2 separate regions of the Homo sapiens genome follow, and region 1 is linked to region 2. The links are chromatin loops, found by intact Hi-C in ENCODE. Cell type or tissue: Caco-2. All regions are shown on one strand. Links, peaks and the distances in the headings refer to the core of each region. The heading gives the core; the rest is flanking DNA.

The links. Peaks named below come from ENCODE experiments on the same cell type or tissue, not always from the same donor. Only the 100,000 strongest peaks of a DNase experiment are listed, where the experiment ranks them.
Region 1: it touches region 2 in a loop (6-fold over the local background); 6 of 110 quality-filtered maps call a loop at or near these places.

The regions. Positions count from the first base shown.
Region 1 is chr12:65,893,654-65,899,042 of GRCh38, reverse strand. All of the region lies in intron 3 of HMGA2 (high mobility group AT-hook 2), which reads right to left. Among named protein-coding and RNA genes, the nearest start is that of HMGA2-AS1, 14 kb to the right of the region's middle. RefSeq lists enhancers at 668-1,434, 1,435-2,202, 2,203-2,970 and a silencer at 1,960-2,254. In Caco-2, for the core only: no CTCF peak of the experiment used is centred there; DNase peaks (open chromatin) are centred at 1,373 and 2,722; H3K4me3 peaks cover 891 bases.
Region 2 is chr12:66,047,057-66,052,445 of GRCh38, reverse strand. No RefSeq gene overlaps it. Among named protein-coding and RNA genes, the nearest start is that of LINC02425, 19 kb to the right of the region's middle. In Caco-2, for the core only: no CTCF peak of the experiment used is centred there; DNase peaks (open chromatin) are centred at 2,545, 3,246 and 3,755; H3K4me3 peaks cover 760 bases.

The sequences.
Region 1 (5,389 bases), core at 336-5,335, 150 kb after region 2:
AGACGGAGTCTCGCTCTGTTGCCCAGGCTGGAGTGCCGTGGCACGATCTCCGCTTACTGCAAGCTCAGCCTCCCGGGTTCATGCCATTCTCCTGCCTCAGCCTCTCGAGTAGCTGGGATTACAGGCGCCCGCCACCACGCCCGGCTAATTTTTTGTATTTTTAGTAGAGACGGAGTTTCACTGTGTTATCCAGGATGGTCTCGATCTCCTGACCTTGTGACCTGCCTGCCTCGGCCTCCCAAAGTGCTGGGATTAAAGGCGTGAGCCACTGCGCCCGGCCTCCTCATCTTTAAAATGGGAATAATCGTAACATGATTTGGCAGGGAGGCTAGGAGGATTAAGGATAATGTGAATCATGCGCTGGACATAGTAGGTGCTCATTGTATAGTGGCTACCACCAGGATTATAGTACATACAAAGGATATTTAAGCCCTTAAGGGCTGTTGAATATGTACTATAACCATATGTTTGAAACATGTGAATATCAGATAACACCGATATTTTAAAATGCATGATGTTTTCTTCACTGGGAAAAAAAAAGATGCCTCGTTAGCACCTTTCCAGGACTGGGTAATGGGGCCCTGTGGGAAACACTAGCCACTGCAGATTTCCTTGAGGCTGGGAAGCTCCACCTTTCAAGTTGCAAAAGTCTCTGAAAGATCTGAACCCTGAGTTTATGATTTACAATATGTTATACTGAACAGATGATAACAAAAAGCATTAATCAAAAAGCAAAACCTGAAAAAAAAAATGAATAAAGTGCTGCTCTACCGAAGGTAATGACTTTCTCTCCTCAAACTTTTTCCCATCCGACTTACAGCACCTGGATATTTTAAAATGTATTGAGGTAGGGATTTGGGGGCTGTTAAACAGCATCACGACACCTTGGCTAGACAGAAGCCTGGTGTCCTGTTTGTTATTTAGTTGGAGGCTGAAACTCATATTAAAATACATACACTTAGCCAGGAAGTCAAGGCAAAATTAAAATGAAGAATTAGCATCAGTGGCTGGTGGAAACACGAGGGCACTGTGCTATCCCTTCCGATGGATGAATCATTTAACTTTTTTTTTTTTTTTTGAGATGGAGTTTTGCTCTTGTCATCCAGGCTGGAGTGCAATGGCGCGATCTCAGCTCACCGCAACCTCCACATCCCGGGTTCAAGTGATTTCTCCTGCCTCAGCCTCTCAAGTAGCTGGGATTACAACAGGGGCGTGCCACCATGCCCAGTCAATTTTTGTAATTTTAGTAGAGACAGGGTTTTACCACGTTGGCCAGGGTGGTCTCAAACACCTGACCTCAGGTGATCTGCCTGCCTTGGCCTCCCACAGTGCTGGGATTACAGGCGTGAGCCACCACGCCCGGCCTTTCTTCTTGCTTTAGGACAAATAATAAGCATTGCTTTTCACCCATCCTCCCTTAACCTAACATTCCTTTTGACTTTTAAATCGCTGCTCTGCATGCTTGCTCACTCTGTGCTCTCCCTGACCACTCCTTTTTGTCCTTTTGCCTAAGCCCCAGTATTCAGATGGAACATAAGAAAATGCATGGCAAGTAAGTAGAATTACCTCTATCAGGATGCCTAATGTACTATTTATTTCCAAATTACATCAGAGATTTCCATTTAAAATAAGAAACTTTTTCCTTAATTTTCTCAGAAACTTAAAAATAATGCCGTTAATATGATCACAAGTTCTCTAGTTTGTACTGTCAGTTTCTTTTCATCAAAAAAACAGTGTTATGCCACAGGGTGACTATGGTCAATAATAATTTAAGTGTACATTAAAAAATAACTAAGAGTGTAACTGAATTGTTTGCAACACAAAGGATAAATGCTTGAGGTGATGAATACCTCATTTACCCTGATGTGATTATTAAGCATTGTATGCCCGCATCAAAATCTCTCACATACACCACAAATATGCACACCTACATACCCACAAAAATAAAAACTTTAAAAAAATAGTGTTCATCACCTAAAATAATTCTAATTTCACTTCTTCACTATTGCAGGAATCAGGTTTCAACTAACCATTTTTGCATTCTTTTGAGAAGCAAATAGGATACAACAACAGTGACGAGTTACCCCATTCAGTCTGGCATTGATAACACAGCCAGGGATATACCACCACAGCAGCCACATGAAGTTGAATTCTTGTGTTAAGTATTTATTCCCCCAGACTCATTCATCTCAACTACCAGATACTTTCAGTAATTAAATGCCAGCATGTAAGAAAGATCTCAAAATCAGATTCTTCATGCAGTATTCTTCCAACGTTTAATCAATTAAGAAAACACAGACCTCCCCGCAGGCTGTGAAGCTACTGTAGATCAGATCAGTATATAGAATCATCTTATGTTCAACAAAGGCCTTGCCATTGGCCATTGACTTACGAGTAGCAGCAAAGGTCAGAAGATCTGCTTCTAGAAATGGCCATGCTGCACACGCACACAAATGTGCGTTCATAAAAAGAACAGGGAGAAGAGGAGGAAGAAGGAAAAAGCAGAGAGAGAGAAAGAGAAAGAGAGAGAAAGCACCACACTCCCCCTACAACAGCAGCTTTGTGATCCCTCTGGTAATGTTACCCAGTTTTGTTTATCATGAAAAGATCCCATTAATGCCTCAGCCCCATCAAACAGCAGACCAAGTCCATGAATGGCACCTATCAGAGCCCAGGGCAAATCCAATGATTAGAGGGAATTCGCCAAAGGGCCTTTGTAGCTGAGAAAAATGCCTACTCCAGAGAGGAATGCAGAAAATTCCTGGGAGCACAAGCCCTTCTTTGTTGGCAGTTGGGCGGTATTCTGGAGCAAATAAAGGGACAAAAATGGGATCTCAGATGCAATGAACATTTGAAGAAAATGGTTTTCAAAGACCTCCTTGAAACATTCCTTTTCAAAAACCCCAAAACCATTAGTCTGATAAGGATGAACTACAGAACTTCTACTCAAACCACCATTTTATAGTATTGCATAACCTTGGAGATTCTCAACAGGAATATAGTTTTATTTAGATCTCCTTTGTCCTGCTGAGTTTCCTGGTTAAACAGTAAGCCAAAGTTAAAACTTTACAGATAAGAAAACACACACATGCAAACGCACTCCTCACTCACTCTCCTCAACTTTACTGACAGAATAAACTGAGATTTAGCATAACACAGAAGCATCAGGCAAGGAAATAGGAAAGCATATAATACTGAATCGAGTGTACTAGCTGTCCTCAGAGCGGAACAAAGCATAAAGAATATGCTGAGCTATCACCATTATCCAAATATGCATACAACCAACCAGAAAGAAGTCTGCTAGGCAGACTATGTAGGACAAAGAAGGTAAGTTAAGGCATAGTAGACATCAGTAAGCTTTGCTTTCATCTACTTCTGTGCACAAGGAGGTATTTGTTTGCTGAAACCCCCTAACTAACATATGGCAAATATAACATGCCTATATTGTTTTTATTATACAAGAGCCGGGGTCTACCAGAGCATGCAAAAGGAATGCCAGGTCTACTATACTTCTTTAAGTATGTTTCCTAGAGAAACAAAATCTTTCAGTTTTGTCTGGTAGGAAAAAGTTGCCACAATAGAGAATGAATCAGAACCTTTAGGTACAAAGGCTTTTAAAAACCTAAAGCCTCAGGTAATCATAAGGAAGGCATTTTGATACATCTGAGTTTCTCATTTTTCTCAAAAGGTTTTTTTTTTCCCCTTCTTAAGGCCCAAACAATTTTAATGACTTTTCTGCACAATGTGCCCCTAAGTGTAATACCTTTCCTCATAAATCTTGTTATAGACTTGCTTTATGTTCCATTTTAATGTTTGCTGGGTTGAGGGAGGAGCAAAGCAATAATCATGTAATTCTAGTTGAAGGTTTTCCTCCCCTTTCTCCTAGGCTGAAATCTAATAAAATATTATTTACTTGCATCTTTGGAGAGCTATTCACTAACATTTTTCAAAACTGTAGTAAAGTGATTGCAAAGGTGGTTTCTTTATTGCTTTGCAAATGTTGTTCATTTTACAATTTGTTTTAAATGCTGTTTTACTGGTACCGGTGGATTTACATTATAAAGCTGTATTAGGGTGCTATTTGGGATATACACAACAAATGCAAACCTTTGGACCGTGCTTCTCCACACTCACTTCTTATTTGCCCATGTAATCATATAAAACACTTCTCCCAGACTTCCCTTCCAAATAATTGAGCATACATAATTGTGGGGTTATTGCATCACTGTTTATGGCCAACTTTGCCCTTTCTAAGAGTTACTCCAATAAGTCTCTACCTTGGGGTGTACTTCCATAAAGTTTATACATCTGTGCACCAAAAGGGAGAGGTCAGCTTTACTTTTGCACCATTAAAGGTAGTTTTGCAAACACTAATGAATGCAATACTTTCTCAAATACAAGATGGCTTGAAAAGCAATTGCCATACTTTCCTGATGCATTTTGCAAATTTCCACCTATGTCTGGACTGAAAAAGCTTTATTATTAGAGTTCTTATGAATAAAATGCTTAGATTTGACCATGTAAAAATGATCCATTTGAAAGAAATGTCCAGAGCAGAAATAAATTTAAGCGCAAAACAAAATAAATGCTCTCAATGACCCTGATTCAGGATTCCCTATAAATGGAGTGTACATCTCCACCACTATAGAGTTCTCTGAAATCTTGCCAGATGCATAAATCCTTGAAACATCTTCTAAAAGATAAGAATGAGCTTGGAAAATAGATCATCAAAGAAATATGCAGTGCCTATAAAATAAACCACACACATACACACACAATTTTCATTTACCAGATCCTCTTCCACAAATCTAGCAGATGGTAGAGTTTTAAAACTAAGTTTTTCAAACTGCAATCTGATTTTCTATTTAAAATAGAATCCTTAACACGTTAGAAAAAAATGCAGTGAATATCATACAAACACCAGAGGCATACAACCAGGCTCACGATAAGTTGGCCAACGGAAGAAATGTATAAAATTTAATCAGAACTGTGCATTCAAAACCATTATAATACCAATTGTTAGCTAGACAAGTTTTTACTCCCCTCTATGTATCATTTCTTTATAGTACTAAAGTCTACAAAAAAAGTGAATTAAAAAATATCATCACAAGCACTCTTCTTCAGCCAGTGACATTTTCAAGTGCTCTGAGCCATACCAAACACAAGAAGAAACAGCTACCCCATGAAGGCTATACTCTAAATACAGTGGGAAAGTCAAATATCAGTTTTGCCTTTTCTCCTCTTAGAGGATTCAAACTATCCTAACATCCTTCCCTTTCCATCCTTATCTCCCAAAATTACACCAATTAAACTTTGCAACTTCATTGCTTAACTCTTGGAATAAAGCTCATTTTGACCTCTTTACCAGTAGCCATTCACCCCCTGAAAT
Region 2 (5,389 bases), core at 337-5,336:
AATGTAAATGGTATATTTACAAGTGGTTCATGTGGTTATGTCAGGATGGTGAGATTCCACCTATCTTGGAGTTTAACACATGACTGTGAACGCCTAGACTCCTAGGCAATTTAGATGGTCTTTCCTTGATCATTCTGTTATACGACTTCGGCAAAATATACATTTTGTACCTTACATTTCTCCTTTCTGAAACTATTAGATTTCTGAATGTTTTCTTTGGTTAGACAATTGGTCTTCTTCTAGCACTTATTTCAATATAACTTTAATATAATTTCACAGTAATATATAATGCAGATGGTAAAATATAGTAGTAGCTTTCATCTTATAGGCAAATCATATTTTATCTGGTTGCAACTATAAAAAGTTATTCCTGAAGGAATGCCATGGTAAGAGTTTCCCCCTCCTTCCCCCACAGTGGGATTTTACTGTAGTAAAGATCAATGTTAAATCTTGGTGATTTAAAATTTAAGTTATATATATTCCCTATAAAGAAGTAACTACAGAAAGCAACTCCATGGGTAATCTGGTTATGAACATAACTTGACACTAAATTCCCTCTTGACTAATTTGAAAGATACCACTATGTTCCTTTGTTTTTAGAAGCCCCCAATTGCCTGTCATTGACAAAAGAGCAATGTTTTAAAATGTGGTGGAAGGATGTTCTTTTTTAAAGACACTCCCCTCTCTCTTTTCACGCATTTTGAACTTATGAGGAAGCAAATAATCACATACTGAATTTAAGAAAGAGTGTTTTCTTGTATCAACACCAGGAGCAAAAGATTTTTTTTTTTAAACAGGCTTTTAGGATCCCCAGTGCTAATTCCTATGTGTGAACTAAGCAATAAAACCACACAGGCGAACTCGAACTAGGCTCTGAGGTTGGAGAATAAATTTAAACCTTCTTTGGAATTTTTCCTTTTGACTTGTTTTATTCTCCAGATACAACCACAGAAGTGGAATTCATTGTTCTTCATGCTGTGTATAAATTGTTGTTGGCACCGAATTTTTGAATTATATCCTCTAAACATCCTTCAGAGGGATAGAGTTTTTTACTCTTTCCTCTCCATTTTAAATTTAAAAATTTCAACTTCAAGAATTAACGGGATTGAAAGGTCTCTTCGTGGTTTATTATCTGTTCAGAGTTTTCATTAACAATTCATTTTGGAAAATTTACCCGCTTTCATATTAAAACAGGTAGATAATGAGTTCCTCGTTTTATCTTGCTATGTTTTCCTACAGTGAAAAAGATTTAAAATCATTATCTGTAATTCTAAACAATCTCCAGCCCTTGAAAGGCTATTAAATACAGAAACCAAGAAAAATATGTTTTTTATAATCAGTAATACCTTAATATTTTATGAGGACTCTAAATATGTGATTCTGTTGGTATTTATTGTTAGGCTAATGAATTGTTTTAATTGCTGCTGAATTTTTGTAAAATTAAAATTGAGAGGCATTTTAATTCAAATTATTATTTTTATTAACACAAAGAGAAGTACTAGTACCTCCTTACTTGTGGAGTGCATGTGCACGTGTTTTGAAAGACAAACCTCCCATCACTTCTCCTTCTACCTCTTTGTAGTACAGAGTGGTACAGTTGCAACAGCAGAGGAGTTGTTCCTGACTTCTGGTCTTCATCCTGCCTCATGCTAGCAGTATGACTTTAGGTAAGTCCCTTAATTTCCTTAAGTCTCAATTTACTCAGCTCTAGAATAGAAGAGTTAATAAACACCTGCCTCAAGGGTTGTTGTTAGTGGCTACACATCTTGTACACTGTAAATGATGTGTTACCATGTTACCAACCAGGGATAAGTATCTCAATAAGTAGCTCTTCTTTTGGCTAATATATTACCTAAGGCAATGGGGAGATAGTGGTTAAGTGATAAGCCTTTGGAACTAGACATTCCAGAGTTCAAAACCTGGTTCTGTGTATTAGCTCTAACAAACTTTGACAAGTTTCTTTATCTCTCTGACTTTCAGATTCCTCACCTGTAAAAAGGGGTTAATGAAAATACCTCAAAGAGTTACCAAGAGGATTAAGTGAGATAATATATACATTTGGCACTTAGTATGTGCCTGATATTTAGTAATTGCTCAATATATGGTATTATGATTTTGTATTTGCCAACAGTAATCAGTCTTAAGTTCCCCTTGAGTAATTATAATCATTATTTGTTTTAAAAATGATGTATCAAGAATTTATATCTGTGTTTATGCAGATGAAGCAACTCAGTAAATATTTGCTGAGTGAATACATGACTTTCTTCAATGTGGATTTTTTTAAAAAGGTACTTTGTTACCCAGCAAATGCTCCACATTTAAAAAAATATTTTCATAGAGGCTGGGCTGTTTCAGCCTTCCAGCACTTTGGGAGGCTGAGACAGGAGGATTGCTTGAGGCCAGGAGTTTGAGAACAGTCTGGGTAACATAGGGAGGCCCTGTCCCTACAAAAAAATTTTTGAAAAATTAACTGGGCATGGTGGTGCATGCCTGTAGTTCCAGCTACTCAGGAGGCTGAGATGGGAGGACTGCTTGAGCCCAGGAGGTAGAGGCTGCATTGAGCTGTGATTGCACCACTGCACTCCAGCCTGGGTGACAGAGAGAGAGAGACCCTGTCTCAAAAAAAAAAAAAACAAAAAAAAAAAAAACATAGGATAGTTATCAATCAAGGCATATCTACATAAGCTGCCAATGATTATTTCACCACAAAACTTCAAACAAAGACATGCTTATCTGTTCTTTGTTCAAGGACTTTAGCCTAAGATAGTTCTTTAGCCACAACATAATTATCTTTATACAATACTTTCCCTTGCAAACAATTTCAAAACAGCAGACTGCTTGCTGTAGGGACTTCTCTTACTGCTTAAGAAATTCATCAGAAAAGTAGCCATTCAACAATTGTGGAGACTATTTAAAAATGTTTTTCACCAAAAAACACGGTAAAGGAACATTTTGAGAGTAAAGTTAGTTTTCCATAAAATAAAAACAAACATGTCAATTTTCTGTGAGATAGATCACACTAAAAAATAAAAGTCCACAGATTATTCCTGAATCTTATTGCACCCTCTGTTTTACCTTTCATCACCACAAGAACTAACAGCAGCTGAAAGAGTAGAATTGCACAACCAATTGTGTACATAAATGCTAACAAATAGTGAAATAGCCAAAGGGTAAACCCCGGAAAGAAGAGGTATCAGAGACGTGGCTAGTACACATATTAAGCAACTATACCCTGGAATGTTGATGATAATTTATTGTTTAAGGAGGCTCTTTCATGAGTCTGACAAAGATGACACTAACACTGCACTGCTGTTTATCTGGTCTTACTCACTGATGGAGCTCAAGGTCTTTTTCCACATGCTTGAGAAGTTGGAAGCAGACACTACCATTTTTTTTTGGAAGAGGAAGAAGGGAAGAAAGGCGAGAAGTTAGAGGTATCTCAGTGTTTGCAGGTTACAGCAGAAGATGCTGGCAGCAGATTTCGTTAGCTGAAGCAGTTTGGTGTTTGACTCAGCTTGCTGTGCGAAGCGCCCTGTAGACGCTGCTCCACTTATAGACCTTCTCAGGAGGTTTTCTCTTGACGGGTAGATCCCCAGGAGACTCCCAAATCACGCCATTTTGCCTCTCCTTTTGCCTGGAAAAGTCCTCATCCTCTTCTCACCTTGGGGACCTTCTGTTTTTTTCAGAGCCGCTCAAACATCACTTCCTCCATAAAGCCTTCCTTCGCCCGGTACACCTCCGTGCACCCCCATGTGCTAGCATGGCTGGTTTCCAGGCGCTGGTCATATATTGTAGGTGTGTCAACCAGCATTCGTCTCATTGTATTGCAATCAGAGGTTTCCATGTCATTCTTCCACTACACTACTGGGCAGGGCTAATGCTGGCTTCCTGTTTATATGTTCACCATACAGCATATAACTTGGCAGACGGGAAGCCCAAATTTAACATAAAATAATTGAATATAGATGGAAATTAAGAAGTCTTTATTTGCATCTTGATGATGTAATTGTTTTATAAGAAAGCTTAAGTACATGGTCTTTTAGGAAATTCTAAACCTGAATACTGATGGAGAGATTAAAAAATTAATTTTAAAGTGAAAAGTACTAATTATAGTGGCATTATTATTAGGTGCTTCTTGAAGAAAAATTCTGAATTCCAAAAGTTAAAGAAATATGGGGTTAAGCAAAATTAAAAATAACATATTTGAACTCTAGATTTTACCAGAGCCTGGTAGATATGTGTATTTTATTTTCTTACCTAAATCCTAAATTCTTCTAGGGGAAGGAGATTTTTACTTCTATTTTCCAACAAGTAGGCACAGTGCTTGATACACAGTTAATGTTCAGTAAATGTCTACTTGACATCACACACACACACACACACACACACACACACACACACACTTCACCACACATCTTGAGAATCATCAGGAAGCCTAGCATTATTTTTGGCTAGGGTACGCATAAAAAGACATCAGCTTTTCATTGAATACCAATATATAGTTAATTCATGAGTAAGAGAAGTGTCATGGTCTGTGAATGGTTTGGGGTCTGTGCTCTCAAATTCCTGGAAGCCCAATGACTACAATTAGAGAAACACAACCTCAAGGGTGTTTTTCCAATATGGATCTTACATTTGCTGTTATGTTTACATTTTTAGAAATGCTGTAGCTGTGACTGTTCTCAAAAACTAATGCCATGTGAATTTGCCTCTAGTTTCATGAATGATTTCAGATGTGAGAACTTCTCCAGAAAACCTGCTTTCTCTATCTGGGTGAGCAAAAGAGAGAGAAAATACAAGAATTTCTCTTGTGTAGTACTGACTTCCTCTGTGGCCCCAGAGAAGCCATTTGAACTTTCTTCTTTGGTTCCTCCAGCTGTAAAATGGAACTAATAATGACTAATAATGTATTTCACAAGGTAACAGTGAGGATTAGTCAGTGTTTCAAGGCAGTAGGCCCCAAGTATGAAATATTTGTATAATGTCAAACTCTGACCAATGTTTTTCTATTAGATTGGGTTTTGAAATCCCCTAACTTCATTTAAACAGCCAAGTCAAATGACTTGCAAGCAAGGTGCCATATTTCTCTGTTAATAATTCCATTTTTCTGACAGAGAAGTTTCTGGAAAACAATAGCATTTGGCATTAAGATAAACAATGTAAATTGTTATCCCAGCTATACTGCAACTGTAGGCAGACCCCACAATTTCTTTGCTTCTCTTTTTCCTTTCAGGTCTGAAGCAAAGTATCTGTGCCTGACTCTTACAGGATTGTGAAAAGTAAAGAGGTTAACATATGGCCAATGCTTTAAACTCTGTGGTGAAGATGCCAGAGAGTAATATTCTACAGATGGGAAAACTGAGTCCCCGAGAAGCAAACAGGCTTGACT